Regions from separate parts of the Homo sapiens genome. Here region 2 is linked to region 1. A link is an interaction called in ENCODE POLR2A ChIA-PET data of the cell type or tissue named here. Cell type or tissue: MCF 10A. All regions are shown on one strand. Each heading gives the region's core, and the rest is flanking DNA. Links, peaks and the distances in the headings are about the cores only.

What was found. Peaks named below come from ENCODE experiments on the same cell type or tissue, not always from the same donor. Only the 100,000 strongest peaks of a DNase experiment are listed, where the experiment ranks them.
Region 2: POLR2A ChIA-PET joins it to region 1 with 5 read pairs; 9 of 35 experiments call an interaction of 5 or more read pairs at or near these places.

Annotation. Positions count from the first base shown.
Region 1 is chr3:45,194,552-45,205,056 of GRCh38, forward strand. It overlaps LOC101928636 (a long non-coding RNA gene), which reads left to right and starts at 7,278. Exons shown (of 4, transcript XR_001740675.2): 1 at 7,278-7,473; 2 at 9,621-9,703. RefSeq lists enhancers at 4,896-6,095, 5,086-5,851, 5,852-6,619. In MCF 10A, for the core only: no CTCF peak of the experiment used is centred there; a DNase peak (open chromatin) is centred at 5,600.
Region 2 is chr3:45,133,776-45,144,280 of GRCh38, forward strand. All of the region lies in intron 1 of CDCP1 (CUB domain containing protein 1), which reads right to left. Among named protein-coding and RNA genes, the nearest start is that of CDCP1, 7.4 kb to the right of the region's middle. RefSeq lists an enhancer at 5,242-5,536. In MCF 10A, for the core only: no CTCF peak of the experiment used is centred there; DNase peaks (open chromatin) are centred at 5,396 and 6,806.

The sequences.
Region 1 (10,505 bases), core at 3,361-8,360:
GATCGCTTGAGCCCAGGAGTTTGAGACCAGCCTGGGGCAATATAGTGAGACCTCATCTCTACTAAAAAATTTTAAGATTAAAAAAAATTAAATTAGTCAAGTGTAGTGGTGTGCACCTGTAGTTGCAGCTACTCAGGAGGCCGGGGTGGGAGGATTACTTGAGCCTGGGAGGTCAAGGCTGCAGTGAGCCATGATCATGCCACTGCACTCCAGCCCGGGCAACAGAGTGAGATCCTGTCTCAAAAGACTTTTTTGTTTGGGTTTTTCTCTGCCTTCACCCTGTATGTCTGTGTGTGTTGCCTCACAGCAAACCCAAATGTAAATTTTAGCCCCCACCACTGTTTTCCATAGGAAACCTAACCTTTCTCAACATTTCGTGAGTTTGGTGAATTCCGTGACACTTGGAGGAGCTATGCAGAAAGCTCACCACCTGCCATGGGCATCTACCATCCGGGTGCCCGCAGCCCTTCTTCGTTTTTCCACTTGGTTATTTTCCAGAGTTCCTCTCTTCCCCTTTTCATTCCATAAACATTTGTGGAACACAGTCCAGCCTCTTTATGACTTCTTCCATGAGAACAGCATGCCCCACCCACCCTGCCCCACTGCTCTCTTCTAAAGCCTTCTCCTGATTTTTGGTGAAGAAAATTTTCTCCATCCCATTTCTTGAATAAAAAACACAGCACCATGAACACACCTTAGGCTGTGGAGATTCCCACTAGTGATTCCAAAGTCCCTCTGGAAACTTTAGCATATGGGCACATTCGGGTGTGCATGTGCACTTTTCTAATGAGCTACCTCTTGGCTCTTACCAGATTTTCCCTTCCTTCCTTCCTTTCTTCCCTTCTTCCCTTCCTCCCTTCCTCCCTTTCCTTCTCTTTCTTTTCCTTCCTTCCTTCCTTCTTTTTTTTCTTTCTTTCCTTCTGAGTCTCACGCTGTCACCCAGGCTAAAGTGCAGTGGTGCGATCTCAGCTCACTGCAACCTCTACCTCCCGGGTTTGAATGATTCTCCTGCCTCAGCCTCCTGAGTAGCTGGGACTACAGGCGCCCACCAGTATGCCTGGCTAATTTTTGTATTTTTGGTAGAGACTGTGTTTCACCATGTTGGCCAGGTTGGTCTCGAACTCCTGATCTCAAGAGATCCACCCGTTTTGGCCTCCCAAAGTGCTGGGATCACAGGTGTGAGCCATCACACCCGGCCTTCTTATCAGATTTTCAAAGGGATCTGTGACCCCTGAGAAGTAGAACAATTCCTTTGGAACATGTTGTGTCATTTAACTTTAAAACTTCAGGGTTTCTCTTTCTATGATACAGTTGCAAGGTTGAGCTGTCTCTTAAACCTATCAGCAATTATGATAGTTACCTTTGGGTTCACAAAAGGAATAAAAAGAGAAAGGAAAAATATAGAGACAGAGAATCCCTAAGCTGCTTTCTCCAACTGGGCAAGAGCTGGAAGAATGGAGGAAGGAGTAAGCTAAATGGTTATATCAGTTAGGATATTTTCAGATACAAGCAACAGAAATACCAACTGACAGTGGACCAACCAATATAAATACCCAAGCCGGGGTGTCTCCAACATTGATAGTTTGGCAGCTCAACGACAGGACCAAATACCTGGGTTCTTTCCTTGTTTTTGCTCTTTTATCATTAGGTTGGCTCTCCTTAGTCCCAGGATGGCCACCACAGTTCTAGCATCATCAGCAGACCCAACCATGTCTAGTGATAAAAGGGGGAGGTATGTCTCTTTTACCAGTAAAAAATGATTCCCAGGCTTGGCCCAGTGGCTCATGCCTATAATCCCAGCACTTTGGGAGGCCAAGATGGATTGTTTGAGACTAGGAGTTTGAGGCCAGTCTGAGCAACATGATGAGACCCCATCTCTATTAAAAAGCCAAACCAAAACAAAAATGGTTCCCAAAACTCCCCATAAACATTCACTCATATTTCATTGGCCAAAATTGTATGATATGTTCCTGCCTAACCCAATCACAGGTGAGGGTAATGGTGCCACCAACATTGGCTTACACTAATTAGCACCCACTCTTTGGGAGATGAAGTTGGGCTCATCCCCTACAAATCATGTAACTGCCATGGAGGAAGGTAGGTACAGAACAAAGCTGGGATCTTGTTGGACAAGCGGTTGGGTAGCAGCCATATGTCTGGGAGCTAATTGATCCATGAGTAGTGGAGACAGAAGAAAGGAGGAATGGGCTGAAGGAGGGCACCCATTGCCTGGCAGGAGAGGAAAGAGATGGTGGGTCAGACATCTCTATGGCAAGAGTGAGGTACTGCTGTTAGTCAAGGACATTTTGGTGATTTTCTGAAAAGCCTCAGGGTGGGTAGGAGTTGGGGAAAGTATTTTCACGGTGGCCATGTTAAGTAGAAGCTCTTTTGAATATGGTGCTTCTCACCTTGGGCGATTCTCTGGTGAGATGTCATTTGCAGTCTGTGATAATAGTGGCTTCTGCTTCAAAATTTCCATTCCATCTTCTTCTGCACTGACTTTCACTAACACTGAACGTCTCTTTCCTTTTTGCAGACTCTTTAAAGCCATAGCTTTTCTTTTCATTTCTTTCCCATGTCTTTAATTTTCATGAGGTCTCAACAAATAATTTCCTCATCTTTAGTGTCCTGTCTAGAAACTCCAAGTAGGTACACAGCTGCAGATTTCAGCTCAGATTCTGTTCTGCATGGCTACAAAAATGTTCCATACCACAGTAGCTGTCCTTTCAGATTCCCAGTGACCTGATAGATATACCCATCTATTAATGGATCCCACTAATCATGTAGACCAGGACTCTGGGATAACCAGCTCTTAGCTGATTTCAGGTCTATGGCATAAAGCCTGCAGAGCATAATTTAAATGCATTTTTAAAGCAAACTGGTTTGCAGAGAACCCCGTGTTGTGATGTGTTTCCATAATGGCACCAGTGTCTGCTCAAGTCTGTAATGAAACATGCAATAATGCTCCCACAAAATCCACCAGGAAAGATTCCCATAAGTGGAAGAGTTTTATTGCCAGCAGGTTTTATATCTTAATTCTCTCACCCCCATTTCTCTGAAATACAATTTAAATAGTCCTTTAAAAAATTTTTGACTCCTCAGAAGTCAAATGTACTCTGTGGAGATGAGGCTGTTGGTTGAGATGATTCCAGTTAGGAAGTATTTTTGGTGGGTTGCACAAGGGCCCTGATGTATAAAAATCCCCCCCATCCCAACCCAGCTTCTCTTTGTATGCATGGGATCTTTTTAAAAATATTTTTTGAGATGCAGTTTCAGTCTTTTTGCCCAGGCTGGAGTGCAGTGGCCTGATCTCAGCTCACTGCAACCTCTGCCTCCTGGGTTCAAGTAATTCTCCTGCCTCAGCCTCCTGAGTAGCTGGCACTACAGGCATGTGCCACCACACTCAGCTAATTTTTGTATTTTTAGTAGAGACAGGGTTTCAGCATGTTGGCCAGACTGGTCTTTAACTCCTGACCTCAAGTGATCCTCCCTCCCCGACTTCCCAAAGTGCTGGGATTACAGGCGTGAGCCACCGCTCCCGGCCTGCATGGGATCTTTTGATCTACAGTGAGGGGAAGAGGGATCAGTTTTAATTGGAGGATGGGCTGGAGGAGACAGAAGGACCACCAGAGGGATGCTATGGCATCTCTTCTTTGAACCATAATAGAGAAAGGAAAAGGGTTAGAGAATGAAGCTGCTCAGATGAGATTTTTGGAGACCCTGGGCCCAAGCACATCTGCTTTAGGGTCCTGGGAGCACCATGGGGCACTGGTTGTGGGCAGGACTGGTCACCTTGCCTCAGCGCCAGAACCAGATGGCATGGTAGTGAGAAAGCTCCACCAAATGACCTTGTGGGCAATGTCCTGGCCAGGAGGAGGGGTGGCTGGGGCAGGAAGTGATGCACAGGTGGGACAGAAACTGCAGTGGATCAGCAGGCCTGAGAGGACACCCCATGTGACTCCTAGAAGTAGCAGGTTGAACCACAGGGTTGCTGATAGCCAGTGGTCAAGATGATGGGGCTTGGGTCTTTACCATGTGGTTATAAGGAAGGAGGGCATCATTTTGAGGCCATAGGCTGGTGAAAGTGCTATTGATTTAATCCAAAATGCTTTGGCATAGAAAATCCAGAAAAGACAAGCAAAATGTTTCTTTCTTCAAATGATTTACAATGACTCCACTTTGTTATCTTGCCTAATATAGACTTGGCCAGAACTTCTGTTTAGCTAGCTAGTGCCGCAGAACAAATCACCTCACAATTTAGTGCCTTACAGTTTCGTAATCTCTCAGGATTTCTGTAGATAAGGAGTTTGGGAAAGGCTTGTTGGGGTGGTTCTGGTTCCAGTCATTTGTGTGGTTACTCTTGGACAGTGGCTGGAGCTTGGAGAGCCAGGGTTGAAGCAGCAGGTGGCCGGCTGGGCACCTCTGCTTCTTTATATGGCTTCAGGGCCTCTGTGGCCTCTCCATGTGGACTGGTTTAGGCCTCCTCACAGACTGATGGCCTCAGGACAGTTAAAATGCTTACACAGGGCTCAAAACTTCAGGAGTGAGGATCACAGGGAATAAGGTGGAATATGGGTCCCTTTTACAGCTGAGCCTCTGAAGTCACACAGCATCACTTCAATGGCATGCTGTTAATTGAAACAATCACAAAGAGGATGGGTGTGGTGGCTGACGCCTGTAGTCCCAGCACTTTGGGAGACTGAGGTGGGCAGATTGCTTGAGCTCAGGAGTTCAAGACCGGCCTGGGCAACATGGCAAAACTCTGTCTCTACAAAATATACAAAAATTAGCTGTGCGTGGCGGTGTGTGCCTGTAGTCCTAGCTATACAGGAGGCTGAGGTGGGAGGATTGCTTGAATTTGGGGAGGTCAAGGCTGCAGTGAAGCCGTGATTGTGCCACTGCACTCCAGCCTGAGTGACAGAGTGAGACCCTGTCTTAAAAAACAAACACACAAACAAACAAACCAGTCACAAAAGCCCACCCCACATCAAGGGGAGGGGAATTGAACTCCACCTCTTGATGGAGAAATGATAAGGTAATAGAAAAGCATGGGGTTGGGGAGAGGTGGGAGATATTGCATCCATCTTTAAAAAATACAACTGCAACCATCTTTTCCATGCAGAGTGAAATCATCCTCGCAAGCCTTCCTCCAAGGCTAGCTCCTTTCAAGATAGCCTTCCTCTGTGACTGGGTTTTTTCCTGCCCAGCATTCAGCCACCTTTTCTACCTGTTTTAATCTCCACTCTTCCCACAGCCCAACCCCTCAACTGTATTTGTCATCTCCTTGTGATTCCCACTTATTATGCAGACCAAAAACTCTCCAGCTCTCCTGCTGGGTGATCCTTTCCTAAAAAGGCACTGAACTAACAGTTCTTATGAATGAAGGAAGTGCAGAAACCCATCGGAACACGATGACTAAGATGCAGGGCAGCTCTGGGACAGTCGCTGATTGAAACATCCCTGAGTTCTCTGAGCATCAAACATGCCTGTGAGATCCTTGATTACACTGCAGGTAAGCAGACAGGAGGACAGATGTTGTGTAAGGTTGGGGAACGCAAGGAAGATGAATGGACTTCAACACAAGGAAAGGCTCTCAGGGAATACTTTCCAAGCCCGCAGGAATGTAAGGACACTCCCACATCGCTGGTAAGTGAGTCATCACCAATCACCATCCAGTTAAGAATCATTGTATGTAACAGGCTTAGAATCAAAGCCTTATTATTATTATTATTTTAATCAACAGAAAAGAGAACCTATTTAGAAGTCTGGAGAATGATCTAAAAGGACAGGCTAAGATGAGAACACTTGGAGGCAGGACAGTAGAAAGACAGGGACACTCCTGTGTGACTGTTGGGAAGAGCAAACTCATAGGGAAGCAAGGAGGCACTTGCCAGCTGGGACCTGCTGGTGTCATCATCTAGTTCCCCTGAACTCACAAGATATTTGCCACCCTTCAGGGGACTTCGTCACCATGTGCCGCTCTTCTCCCTGGGGCAATTATCCTTTTTAATTATGTGGCAGTGATATAACTGTGCCCCATATTTGTCAGGCACATTGGTTTGTTTGCAATAATTCTAGCTAGAGGAGGTCAGACTCAGACCCAGGTGAGAATTCTGGCTCTGTTACTGTCCAGCCTGGTGACTTAACCTTTCTGGAGCTCTGTTTGCTCATGGAAACTGTAAAATGGGGATTATTACACCCTACCTTTGTGTCACAATAATAAAATGGGATACAGTGAGTAAAATGTTTAGAATAGCCTCAGACCCCATTGATGCTTAATCAAGTGTGTTCTTTTTCTGTTCTCTCTTAATTATTCAGCACCATTAGTGAGCATCTTTTTTTCCTTTTGTAACCAGCCTCAAACTTGTTTATTTTTCCAGGTGTACATTGTCACTAGAAGCCAGGCATTTAAAATAAAACATGGTTATAATAAAGGTTGGTCATAATAAAGTGTTGGTCATACTACACAGTAATTATTACTCTAGGAGGTTCAGCAAAGGAACACCCCTTTTCCACAGCTTCCTCTTCATGTATAGGCCTTCCAAACCAATTTTTCTGTAAGAGGTCCTTTTTCTGGCAAGTTGAAAGCCACCAACTCCTTCAAAGATCAGATGTAGGCAATGAGATGCTACCAAGTAGGGCAATACAGCCCACCTCACATCCTGGCTCTGGTCCTTGGGTCCAGGATCCTAGATTTCCCAATGGGTCACCTGTTGCCACCACAGGTCTAGAAAGGGGATGTTTGGAAGTTTTATTTTGGAGTTTGAGTCCATGAGGCACGTAGAAGCCTTGAAGGCAGGCTGCAAATGTCCCCATTCAAGCCCAATCCCTTATAAGCACAAACCACAGATCACCTATTCCTTCTCCCTGGAATAAAACCCCTCAGGCCAGGCGCAGTGGCTCACGCCTGTAATCCCAGCACTTTGGAAGGCCAAGGCGGGTGGATCACCTGAGGTCTGGAGTTCAAGACTAGCCTGGCCAACATGGTGAAACCTCGTCTCTACTAATAATACAAAAATTAGCTGGGCGTGGTGGCAGGTGCCTGTAATCCCAGCCGCTCAGGAGGCTGAGGCAGGAGAATCACTTGAATCTTGGAGGCAGAGGTTGCAGTGAGCCAAGATAACGCCATTGCACTCTAGCCTGGGTGAAAAGAGCGAAACTCCGTCTCAAATAAACAAACAAACAAACAAACAAAACCCATACCCTCCATCTGTATCCACCTGAGAGCTCTCATACAGCTGCTTAAGACCCAATTCCTAAGTATCTCTCTTCTTCTGCAGGCCTTCTCTCTCAAGCAGATGCACTCTTATCCTTTGAGGCTGCAGATGCCAGGGACATGCTTCCATTGCAGCATCATCAAGATGGCTTGGGATCAAGATGACTTGGGCGCACTATCCTCCCTACCAGGCCCTGAGCAACACCATCATTTCTCATTCCTAATTCCCAGGAGAGCATGGCACAGAGAGGTGCTCAGTGAGTATTTGTTGACCTGAGTCAGACCAACGAAAGGAAAGACTTTTCAGACTTTGCAACCCTGATATTCCATGATGAATTAAAAAAGAAAAACAACCGAGGCAGTAAACTTTATTTTCAGGGTCCAAGTAAGTCTAAAATATATGTTTTAGGGCTGAAATGTTCACATTACAACTTGGATGTACATAAACATTTTGCTTACAATTTTTTCTCTAAGTGATTCTTGCTTTAAAACTTCATTTCTTTCTACCTAAAATCATCTTTAAAATTCAGTCTCTGCAATAGGCAACTATTTCTTAAATATAACTCAAAAGGCATTAAACATCAGGGGAAATTTTGATAAATTGGGCTACACTAAATTTAAGAACTTCCAACCATCAGAAGGTAAGACTATGAAAACGATGTCACAGACTTGAGAGGGCATTTGTTGATAAGTACATCTCACAGAGGATTCACAGGACATAAAGAACCCCTCCATGCCAATAGGCAATGTCAACAGCTCAGTACGGAAATGGGCAAATGACCTGAACTGGCAGTTCACAACAGAGAATGCAGTCACGCACCACTTAATGACAGGGGTATGATCTGAGAAATGGGTTGGATGATTCTGTCATTGTATAAATATCATACAGTGTACTTATACAAACCTAGATGGTATAGCTTACTATACACCTAGGCTATATGGTGTAGTCTTATTGCTCTGAAGCTACAAACATGCTCAGCATGTTACTGTACTGAATACTGTAGACAGCTGTAACACAGTAAATATTTGTGTGTCAAAACACACCTAAACATAGAAAAGGTATAGTAAAAATATGGTATTGTAAACATATAATATAATATAATTGTTGTATGTGCAGTCTGTCATTGACCAAAACATCATTATGTGGTGCATGACTGTATTTAAGTGGCTAATAGGGATATGAAACGCAGTTCAATCTAAAACCACAATGGATTACCACTACACACCTACTGGAATGCTAAAATTAAAAGGCTGGCCATCCTAAGTGTTGGAGAGGACATGGAACAACAGTAACTCCCTATCTACTCAATCAGAACACATAGAGACTCTATGACATAGACACACACTCCTGGGTATGTAGTAAACACAAATGAATGTGTGTGCTTACCAAAGATAATGTGCAAGAAGGGTGGGCACTGTGGCTCCCGCCTGTAGTCTCAATACTTTGGGAGGCTGAGGCAGGAGGATCATTTGAGGCCAGAAATTCAAGACCAGCCTGGGCAACACAGGGAGACCCCATCTCTACAAAAATTTTTTTAGGTTAACCAGGTGTGGTGGCACATATCTGTAGTCCCAGCTACTCAGGCGGCGGAGGTTGGAGGATTGCTTGAGCCTAGGAGTTTGAGACCAGCCTAGGCAACATAGTGAAAACCCATCTCTATAAAAAACACAAAATTTAGCCAGGCATGGTGGCATGTGCCTGTAGTCCCAGCTACTTGGGAAGCTGAGGTATGAGGATCATGCGAGCCTGGGAGGTCAAGGCAGTGGTGAGCCATGATGGTGCCTCTGCACTCCAGCCTTGGTGATAGAGTGAGACCCTGTCTCAATAATAATAATAATAATATACAAGAATGTGCATAGTAACCCTACTTGTAATTACCAAAACCTGGAAACTGCCTACATGTCTGTCATCAGTAGAGTGGCACCTCTACACCATGAGATGCCACGTGGTGATGGGAATGCATGAACCATGATGGCACGCAACAGCGTGGATGCATCTCACAAACATAGTAGTGAGCCACAGGAGCCAGCCAGAAAAGAGTACAAACTGCCTGGATTCATTGCATAAAGTTCAAAAACAGGCAAAACGCAAAACTACTCTATGCTGCTTGACACTTTCATTGACATACATCATACCTATAGAAAAGTCCACAACTGACCTGGGGTAGTGACTGCAAGGGAAATTAGCGGGGCTGTGGGTGCTGGTAAGTTCTGATTCTTGATCTGGGTGCTGGCTAGACAAGTGTCTTTAATCTACTATGAAAATTCATCAAATTGGGAGTTTTTGATTTGTGCACTTTTCTAATCCTTAAATAAAAAATTTACAAAAAAACCTTTACATAACTTTGCCCTTCAGCTGATTTGGATCGCACACTCCCTAATGGGGCCCTTTCTTCTCCTGAAGGCATCTTCCTGAGACTTATAGAAGAAGCCAAGGAGCTGAGAGCAGCAGAGACAAGAAACAGAGGGAGAGTGAGAAAGTCCCGGGTAAGTCTTGGCTCTTGTCTCTCTCTGAGCCCAGCTGCAGTCCCCCGCTTCCTGGGATTTGGTTACTTAATCCAGGAAATTCCCCTTTTGGCCCATGCTGGTTTGAAATGGGTTTATGCCCTCAACAATCAACAGAGTCCTGACTAATAGTCCCATTAGAGGTTTTTCCCAAAAGAAACCGACTTCCTTCAAAGGCACATTCAAACTCCTGGCTCTAAGAAGGCAGAAAAATGTGTTTACATTTATGTATGTATGTATTTATTTATTTATTTGAGACAGGGTCATTCTCTGTTGCCCCGGCTGGAGTGCAGTGGTGCAATCATAGCTCACTGCAACCTTCACCTCCCAGGCTTAAGCAATCCTCCCACCTCAGCCTCCCAAGTAGCTGGGACTACAGGTATGCACTACCGTGCCCAGATAATTTTTTATTTCTTGTAGAGATGGGGTCTCATCATGTTACCCAGGCTGGTCTTCAACTCCTGGGTTCAAGTGATCCTCCTGCCTTGGCCTTCCAAAGTGCGGGATTACAGGCATGAGCCACTGTGCCCAGCTTGTGTTTAAGTTTTAGAAGAACAGTACCCACCTCTTCACCCACTCCCCTTCTGATCATCAAGGTTGTCAAAAAGAAGGCTCGATCTCAACTTGGGCACCTATTCCACAAAGATTAGGACTGAGCACTTAACTGATGGTCCATGCGCAGGTGTTAACTCAATGAATAGGTGAACTAGATACGGCACAGTAATATGGTAGCAGGAAATACACATCAGAGCCAGGACATATCACCTCAGGTGCTGGCTTATAT
Region 2 (10,505 bases), core at 2,508-7,507, 62 kb before region 1:
CCTAGCGTGGGCCCTTCCTTGGCCTGTAATCTTGCCTCTGAGTCCCCCAAACTCTTCCTCATTAATCACAAGCCCTGGGCAATCAATCAGGAAGAGCATCTGCTCCTCCTCCATCTCCGATGTCCTCACCACCTCCGTCACTGCCTTTACTTCCGATACTTTGGCAGCAATCCATCCTCTGCTTCACTGTGGTCTGAAGGATGACCACCAGCTGACTCACTCCCTGCTCCTTTCTTGCTGCCCTGGAAGGACAGATTGCAGCACCCACCCACGGCAGCCAGGGTGTGAGAGGAAGTGACCATTTGGGATGTCAGCTTCCCCACTGAGCAAGGGGAGAAACCCATGTTTTTGAGGCCTTAGATCTACTTCTTTCTTTTTTTTTTTTTGAGATGGAGTCTCAGTGCAGTGGTGCGATCTATGCTCACTGCAAGCTCCGCCTCCGGGGTTCACATCATTCTCCTGCCTCAGCCTCCTGAGTAGCTGAGACTACAGGCGCCCGCCACCACACCCAGCTAATTTTTTGTATTTTTAGTAGAGACGGGGTTTCACCGTGTTAGCCAGGATGGTCTCGATCTCCTGACCTCGTGATCTCCCCGCCTTGGCCTCCCAAAGTGCTGGGATTACAGGCGCGGGCCACCGCGCCCGGCCCAGATCTACTTCTTTCTTAACTGCAAAGCCCCAACCTCTTGATCACTCAGGGGACTTGACTGGGGAGTGTGGGTGTATTGCCATCCCAGAGGCCAGGGCAGCCAACCAGAAATACATCCCTCAGTTTAAACCTTCTGTTTTAGGGACCAGGGATTAACACCATTTTTGTTGTTGCTGTTGTTGTGTCCAGCAATCTTAAAGTGGGGGACGGGAGAGCAAACCACACAGCCTGAGATGGCAAACAGGTTTCTGAATGAAGCCCTTGCAAGCGACCACAAGCCAGGTCAATAACATGATTCCACAGCAAACCAGGCAGCCCAGGATAAACAGATCAGCAACACAACGTGGCACACTCCAGGAGATCTTTGGGGCCAGACACATGCCTTCCTCACCCAGAGGGCCCAGGGCAGCTTCCAGGAGGTATTATGTCAATGAGGATGTCCATTACAGACAGCTCTCCAAAATAACCTACATCAGAAGTTGGTTACCTTTGAAAGGTGTTATGTCAATGAGGAAGGCCATTATAGAAGATACTATATCAACAAGGATAGTCATGGTAGAAGATACATTCACAAGGGTGACTGCAGTAAAAGGTATGGATGTGGAAGGTGTTAAGTCAACGAGGACAGCCATTATAAAAGGTGTTTGGGCATCATAATGAAGTTACAAGAACAAGGACAGTCATTACGGAAGGCGTTATATCAACTAGGATGGTCATTATTGGCAACAAGACAGTGTCAATGTTGGGACCAGCCAGTGATCTTAAGATGAATATACAAAAATTCAGGGATATGAAAAACTAAGTTGAGGCACCAAGAATTCTGAGATGGGTTTTGAGAAGCTTGGCTCCAAAGCACATTGTGTGGGTGGATAGAAAAAAAAAAAAACAAAAAACAGATGGTTCTTCCTGAAAGGGAGAGAGATTGTGGGGCAGAGCACTTTCTGCATTCCTTCCTTACAGTAGAAGTTGGCCCTACTGCTAACAGCTATTGTCAAGGGAGGAAAAGGAGGCTTCGAACAAAACCCAAGCTAGAAAATTTGGAGTAATCAAGAATTTAATCCTCATTAGACTATATTCTGCTTGCTCTTGTAGGTGATCTCCAGTTAGAAATCAGATATTGAAGGATTAACTCTGAATTGCGTCTTTCCAGACAGTGGATCACTTAGCAAGTTGTCATTTCAGAGATGGTGGGAAATGCCATTTTAAATATAAAAATAAACATTGTGGGGTTATTGGTAATTAATAACAGAGCTATACTTCTGCTCCAGGGCCAAACTCGGGGTTTTGTTAATGATGTCCCACAGACCTCAGGCACCAGGAGAATATTTTGTCCTCCTCTTTCTCTTGTCTTGCCTGTAGAAGCTTATACTGCAATTCTTATACCTACATCTCTTGCTTTACTTATTACACTGGAAATTGTTGCAAACCCAAATATGAAAGGCAACATAGGGAAGAGGGTCTTCGTTGAATTAGAGGGTGCAAGCTCTATCAAATACTTTGTAATTTAGGTTTTTTCAAAACATACAAAAAGGAACTAGGCCAAAACCCCTAGGCCATCAATTTGTAGCCCCTGGTTTACATGTTTCAATCCCTTCCAGATGGTGAGTCCTTGGAGAGCAAGAGATAAGGGCACACAGAGCTAGATGCACAAGGGGTCGCCAATATCTACAGAATGAACAGAATTTGTTATCAAAATGACCTTGGACTGGGCTAGATCTTTTCAAGACCTTCTGAGAATTCAGGGATGTGAAAAACTAAGTTAAGGAACCAAGAATGCTGAGTTGGGGGTTTTAAGAAGCCTGGCTCCAAAGCACATTGTGTGGGTGGGTGGAAGAAAAAAAAGCAGATGGTTCTTCCTGACAGGGAGAGAGACTGTGGGTCAAAGTACTTTCCTTTTCATGAACCATATTCCTTCCTTACAGTAGAAGTTAGCCCTACTGCTAAGAGCTATTGCTAAGGAAGAAGGAGGAGGATGGGAACAAAACTAGCTAGAAAATTTGGGGCGATGAAGCATTAATCCTCATTCCACTATATTCTGCTTTGCTCTTATAGGTGATCTCCAGTTATCCATCAAATAATAAATCAAATTTTCTAGGCCTGCTCAGTGCTAGGCCCTAAAAGTAGATAGGGAAAAAACAAAACAAAACAAATCACAGCAAGTTGCTCTTCATGAAAAGCTGCTCCAAGTCGAGAAGTCAGTTTTTTGGTCATCAACTCCTCAGTTCCTAGCAACTTAACACTTCTACTGCATCCCTTCTACACAACCACATTCTTGCAGGAAGTAACTTTAGGCTTTTTTGAAGACGGGGTCTATACTTGAGAAATTTGTTTTAATGCAACAAAAATAGTAAGGGCTATATTCATACCTGGCTTTAAATTGTTTTTATTTTTAAAATATCTTAGAGGCAAAACTACGGTGACAGAAGGCAAATCAGTGGTTGCCAGGGGCTAAGAGGTATGGATTTATTACAAAGGAATCTGGAGGAACTTCGCAGGGTGATGGAAATGTTATACCATGCATTTGACAGGACCCATTGAATTATACAATTGATACTGGTGAATTTGATGGTATGTACATTATATCTCAGTAGAGCTGAAAAATATTTTTACATTTAGATAAATAATATATGAAGCACACAATAAAGTAAAACAAAATGTAAAAAGTCGTTCTCCTACCCTTGAATCTGGTTCTGTTCCCATAGGCAACCACTATTACCAGTATTTGTGCACTATTCCAGAAGTAATCTATGAATATGCAAGTGTGTATTTATATACCATCCCTATTTCATTTTATTTTGCCAAAAGGTTGCATGCCATATGTACTGTTCTGATCCTTGTGTTTTTCTCTCCACATTCTAATGATGAGCATTTGGGTTGTTTCCAGTCTCTAGCAACTAGGGCAAGGAGGGGAAGATGCCAGTGGGACATACCTTCCCACCAGTATTCCAGGTTCCTGCCTGGAACTTGAGTTGTATTTCCCATAGAGGCAGAGGCCAGTGAGGCTAGAAGAAGTTATGTTGAGGGTTTGGCACCATTCGGGTTGTGGTGGGCTTCTGCAAGATGATCCAAGCATTGTTTACAACTTGAAAAATGTCTGCTAGGCTGGGTGCAGTGGTTCATACCTGTAATCCCAGCACTTTGGGAGGCCAAGGTGGGCAGATCACCTGAGATCAGGAGTTCAAGACCAGCCTGGCCAACATGGTGAAACCCCATCTCTATTAAAAATACAAAAAAAAAAAAAAAAAATTAGCCAGGCATGGTGGCACGTGCCTGTAATCCCAGGTACATGGGAGGCTGAGGTAGCAGAATTGCCGGAACCTGGGAGGCAGAGGCTGCAGTGAGTCGAGATCATGCCACTGCACTCCAGCCTGGGCAACAGAAAAAAAAAAAAAAAGTCTTCTATGTTCCGTGAAGATAAGGACTTAGCTCTGACAGATGTAGCCCAAGGCTGAAGTACCTGATAAGACTGTCAGAAACTTCCAAGCCAGTTCCAGAGTAATCCTCCATCTCTCAGCAGGGATTAAAGGCCAGGGCCCTGCCAGGTTTCCCTCCATGGAGATCTAGCTCTAGTTTCACAGACTGGCAAACTGCAGCCCAGTCTTGGCTAATAACACCCGGTCATGAAGATAGCTGCAATCCCCAGGAGACCACTGGGGTGTTCTCATTCCCATCTCAAATGTAACTGAGCATGACAATTAAGTTGTTATAAAACTGGTCCAGTCAGTTCCTTGGCTACCAGGAAATTCATGTGTGTGCAGGCACTTGCTCACAGAACATTTTTTAAAAACTTGTTCTAGTGTCTTTTAGAATAACTTCATACGGCTTTTCACTGAGCAGCTTCACTTCTAGGAATTTCTTCCACAGATATCCTTACACGTCCCCAAAGTCGACTGCACTGGGACAGTAACCAAAGCACAATGTGTAGGTAACAAAAGTCAAAAATAATCTTACTGTCTCCCACTAGAGACCTGGTTATACAGACTATGATAGCCTATAATTTTGGCCCAGGTTGTCTGCCTATTGAATATCTAAATGTTCTTCTTGGACCTGACTCAAATAATCAAAGTGTCTTAGTTCGTTTTGTGTTGCTATAAAGGAATACCTAAAGCTGGCTAATTGATAAAGAAAAGAGGTTTGGCTGGTTGCGGTGGCTCATTCCTTTAATCCCGGCACTTTGGGAGGCTGAGGCCGAGGCGGGTGGATCACCTGAGGTCAAGAGTTCGAGACCAGCCTGGCCGACATGGTGAAACCTCGTCTCTACTAAAAATACAAAAATTAGCCGGAGGTGGTGGCAGGCGCCTGTAATCCCAACTACTCAGGAGGCTGAGGCAAGAGAACTGCTTCCCAGGAGGTGGAGGTTGCAGTGAGCTGAGATTGTGCCATTGTACTCTAGCCTGGGCAACAGAGCGAAAACTCCATCTCAAAGAAAAAAAAGAAGAAAGAAAAGAAAAAGAAAGACCGAAAAGAAAAGAGGTTTATTTAGCTCATGATTCTGCTGGCTAAAAGGTTCAAGATTGAGCATCTGGTGAGGGCCTCAGGCTGCTTCCACTCACGGCAGAGGGCAAAGGGGATCTGGTGTGTAGAGATCACATAGCAAGAGAAGAAGCAAGGGCAGGGGGTTCTTGCTGGGCTCTTTTTAACAACCAGCTCTCTAGGGAACTAACAGAGTTAAGAACTCACTCACTCCTGAGGGATCCACCCCATGACCCAACACTTCCCATTAGGCCCCACCTCCAGCACTGGGGATCAAATTTCAACATGAGATTTGGAGGAAACAATCATCCAAACTACAGCACAAAGTCATGAAATTCTCACTAACTGAGGAATTTGTTCTAGGCCAGACTAGTGCACACATCATTTCATTCAGACCTCCAGCCAGCCTCAGGGTGCTGCTGTCCCTACAGGTTAAGCAACTTGCCCAGCTCACCTCGTTAATAAGTGGTGGAGTCAGGATTTGAACCAAGCTTTGACCAACTCCAGAGCTTGTCTGAATGAGGCTGTCTCCAAAAAGCTGGAAAGGCAACTCTGAGTCCAGTGAGGTCTTTGGCTCCAGTCCTTCCATTTCTCTGCCCTCCTCCCTCCACCAACTTCCAGCTGGGAAGCTAAGCCCTTTGGGATGTGCAGTCTGAAGACACGGGCAATGTAGCAGTGAGCAAGAACTCAGAGGCAATAGTGACCGGGAGAGCCTGGTGTTTGTATCCTTGAGGGTGGCCCAGGATGCAACTCCAGCGAGACTTGTCAGCAGGGCAGTTGATGTGAAAACAGCCCATCAACACAGGCTGAACCCTCCTGACACAGTGTCCCTGGGCAGACTCCAGCAGAGCACAGAGTTCCAGTATGAGCAGCAGTGTGTAATAACTCATCTCATTATGTTGTTTGGTTCTTGGTGTGTACCTCTCCACTGTGGCTGGTGGCCACTCTGTAGGAGTTGACTGTCTACCTGTGTCCAAGAGATGCCGTGAGTCCTTCAAACTCAGGGGCTTCATCTTACCACCTCTGCATTCTCTGTGATGTCCCAGAAACTGCTTGTCTGCTCTAAGCTGTTCTCGGGGTTAAACATTGTTTTAGCCAAACTTCCTTGTTTGAAATGGCCAGATGTTCCCGCCTCCAGATCAGTAACAGAAGGCATCTCTTTGGATGCATATGGCATATGCCTGGATGTACACCATTCTAGCTCAGCTCCCAGCTGGACCACACATTGCCAAGAATTGAAGAAGCCCTCTCATGGCTCCAAGGGTTTTGTGACATGGCAGATGCCAAGGAAGTAGGCAGACCCAAAATAAAGACAACAGCCCGACTTCAACTCTATATAATCTTTGGACTCAGGGAGTTGATAAAACTCATTTCTGGAGACTGTATTTACCCAGACAAAGGCAGCAGATTGTCACCTTGTACATTTTTGCATTTGGCACATTTCTCCCGGAACCCTTTGATCTCCTGTCATTGAGGGTAGGATCATTTGCACTTCATTTAAAACTTAAAGAAAGCTACGCCATCTGTGCTCAGGGAACAGTTTTAATTTTCTTTTCAAGACGTTCTCAGATTTATTATTTAAGCATATTCCCACCCTGAGGGGAGGCATTTACTGGCCTTGCAGTCCTATGACCGAGCTGGGTTCTGGAGTCATACTCCTGGGGCTGCCAGCTCAGCATCATTACATACCAGCTAGGGAGCCCTGGCAAGTCACGTCACCTCTCTGTGCCTACTAACAGGAAGTTAGTAAGAGCAATTGTTTGAGGACGGAGAATTAAATGACACGCAGACCTACTCAAGACCACCTCTCCCATTTACATTTTCTCAGGAGAAAATAGCTTCATTTTTATCATTGAACACTGTAGAACTTATGTTTCATCTATGAAAGTTATTTTTGGCCAAGGTCTATTTCAGAAATGTGTATATTTACATCTCCAACCTCAACACATTTTAAACAAAATTATGTGCAGAAAGTCTTTACTTATATTCCAAATACACTAGGATCAAGAATGTCAGGATCTGGCTGGGCGTGGTGGCTCACGCCTATAATTCCAGCACTTTGGCAGAGCGAGGTGGGTGGATTGCTTGAGGCCAGGAGTTTGAGGCCAGCCTGGCCAACATGGTGAAACCCCACCTCTACTAAAAATACAAAAATTAGCTGGGCATGGTTGTGCACGCCTGTAATTCCAGCTACTTGGGAGGCTGAGGCATGAGAATCACTTGAACCCAGGAGGTGGGGGTTGCAGTGAGCCAAGATCATGCCACTGCATTCCAGCCTGGGCAACAGAGTAAGACTCCGTCTCAAAAAAAAAAAGAATGTCAGGATCAAGTGAGGACACCCCAAGTGTCAAAAATGTCAACAAAGGGAGGTGCCCTACATTACTGCACACAAAGCAACTGTTTGCAAACAACCATGTAAATGGTTTGGTAGTCCTCAAGTGATGTCTTATGCACTTTATGCTTAACAGGATTGGTTAATTATACACAGGTATCTTCCTGTTTTTCATCACACTTTCAGAAACTGTTAGAGGTTTTGCATCGCTGTGCAGTGGATTGTTATACTTTTTCCCACATAAAATAATGGGATGTATAGCGTTGCTTAGTGTTTTCATACAGAATGTCTGGTTTTCAGGAATGGATTACTGATGTTAATCAGAAGATGCTTATTTGTAAAATCCTCAGAGGAGTGGCTGGCACAGCAAATGTGTTGGCTATTACAAGCAGCAATAGTAGTTAATACTTTTAAAGACTGATGGACCAGATACAAACCCAAGGCTACAAAGGGGCGAGGGAAGGAGCCTGGATCTCCTTACCTGGTTGTCTAGAATGCGCCAGCTGCCCGGGAGATGAAAATTACAAGGTTGTGGGAAGTGGTTTGAAATAATTTGATTATGGCATAATTTTTATAATTTAGAATGATAATTAAGGGGTATAAACTTTTCTTTTTTTTTTGAGACAAAGTCTTGTTCTGTCACTTAGGCTGGAGTGCAGTGTCATGATCTAGGCTTACTCCAACCTCTGCCCCCCGGGTTCAAGCGATTCTCAAGCCTCAGCATCCTGCGTAGCTGGGATTACAGGTGTGTACCACCATGTTTGGCTAATTTTTGTATTTTTTAGTACAGACGGTGTTTTGCCATGTTGGCCGGGCTGGTCTTGAACTCCTAACCTCATGTGATCTGCCCCCCTCAGCATCCCAAAGTGTTGGGATTACAGGCGTGAGCCACTGCGCCTGGCTCGGTATAAACTTTTCTTAACCACCAAGGCAGAGAACCCTAGCCACTGGTCCCCCACATCAGTGGTCTTATCATCTCCCACTGTCCCACCCACCCTGACCTCAATCAGGGGTCTTTCTGACCAGCAGACTCCTCTCCCTACCCACTCCCCACCTCATCCTATCCCATCCAAACCCAGGTCAGCACCGCTAGGCAAAAACGCAGGTGAGGCTTGTGTTATAAGCCAAGGGACCCAGTTCTGTTTTCTTTTGGCAAAAAAGCACTGGTGAGCTATTAGTACCATCCAGCTGGGGTGGTGCTTCTAAGACTCTTGAGTCTGCCCAGCAACACTGTCCAGATTCTATTTGCCAAATTGGAGGGAGGAAAATGCTTCTTCCATAGATGCTGGTGAAACAACAGTGAGGAGAGCCTGGGAGAATGTGAGAAACAAGCACTAACACACTGATGGCTGGAAAGCACACCAGGACAGGCTCTCCACAGGTGACATGGAAAGACGCATCCAAAGCCCTAAGAACCTCTCTACTCTTCATCCCAGCAATTCTGCTTCCAGAACATGGAAATACGCAACTAAAGCCCTAAGAGCCTCTCTACTCTTCATCCCAGCAACTCTGCTTCCAGAACACGGAAATACGCGTGCAAAGACCTAAGAACCTCTCTACTCTTCATCCCAGCAACTCTGCTTCCAGAACGTGGAAATGCGCGTCCAAAGCCCTAAGAGCCTCTCTACTCTTCATCCCAGCAACTCTGCTTCCAGAACTGTAGCTGGACAAAATAGTTAAGAATGTTCAGAACATGGGCGCGGTGGCTCACGCCTGTAATCCCAGCACTTCAGGAGGCCGAGGCGGGCAGATCACCTGAGGTCAGGAGTTTGAGACGAGCCTGGCTAATATGGTGAAACCCCGTTTCTACTAAAAATACAAAAAATTAGCTGGGTGTGGTGGTGCACACCTGTAATCCCAGCTACTCAGGAGGCTGAGGTAGGAGAATAGCTTGAACCTGGGAGACGGAGGTTGCAGTGAGCCGAGATCGCGCCATTGCACTCCAGCTTGGGCAATAAGAGTGAAACTCTGTCTCAAAAATTTAAAAAAAGAGTGTGCAGAACAACACAGCTGAAGAACACATTCTTAGATACATCAAAATGGGATAATCCAGTTGATACCATTTTATAACCTTGGCAACATGAGGATAATGGTTCATCCTTTCATGTCATTTTCTAGTCTGTGCTATGTAATTTCAAGTGCCTTTTCACTGAATAGACCTATTAAAATTGATACAAGCAGCTGGCTATTGTTGGACGTGTTCTATTTTTAATAAGAAAAACTGGAAGCAACTTAAATGTCCAACAACTGGGGACTGGTTAAAGCCATACAATGGGATGATCCCATTTTTGGTTTGTGCACATGAGCGTGCATACATACACATTAAGAAGACTGCATCAAAGTGAATAAGGCAGTTTGCTTATAGATAATTTTTTTCCATTTTGGTTATATTTATTGCCACTTTTTCTACAATAACTATATGCTACTTAAAACATCTTAATTATTAACTTCCTTCCCCCATATTGATAGCCAGGGAGAACACCCAGAAGAGTGTGTGTGTGCACATGCAAGGCGTGCAACCATCATAGATGAAATGGCAGCATCTGAGGTGAGCCCTAGGGCTAACAGGTCTGACTCCAAGTCATGCAAATCTGTGGGGATGTGGGGGAGGAGATGGGGGAGACTCATCAGCGCTACCAGTTACACATTCCAGACAACAGCCAGTAGCTCCTCATTTGAATCGGAAACAGAATGAACACCCACACTCACCCAGGGAGTGTGAATATATCATTTGATCTGTCTGCTCACATTTTTGGCAAGAGACAATGGTGGCAAGATTGGGGTCACTGACCCAGACTCTGGTATCTGAGTGGTTCTTAGAAAGCAACCAAATGGAGGTTTTCAAAAGGCTATGATCCCAATGTAACCAGTGTTTCACTCTTGGAAATGGGGGAGTTGGTGGGGATACCAAAGTCACACAAACACACGACACCAAGACACAAACTTTCCTTTACTTTTCATCTCTGCAGTGACACCAAATTCATTTTTACTCTGCTGAGTCTTTCTTTGTTAAGAGACTTCATGGATTTATAAAACAAATCCACTGTGCCA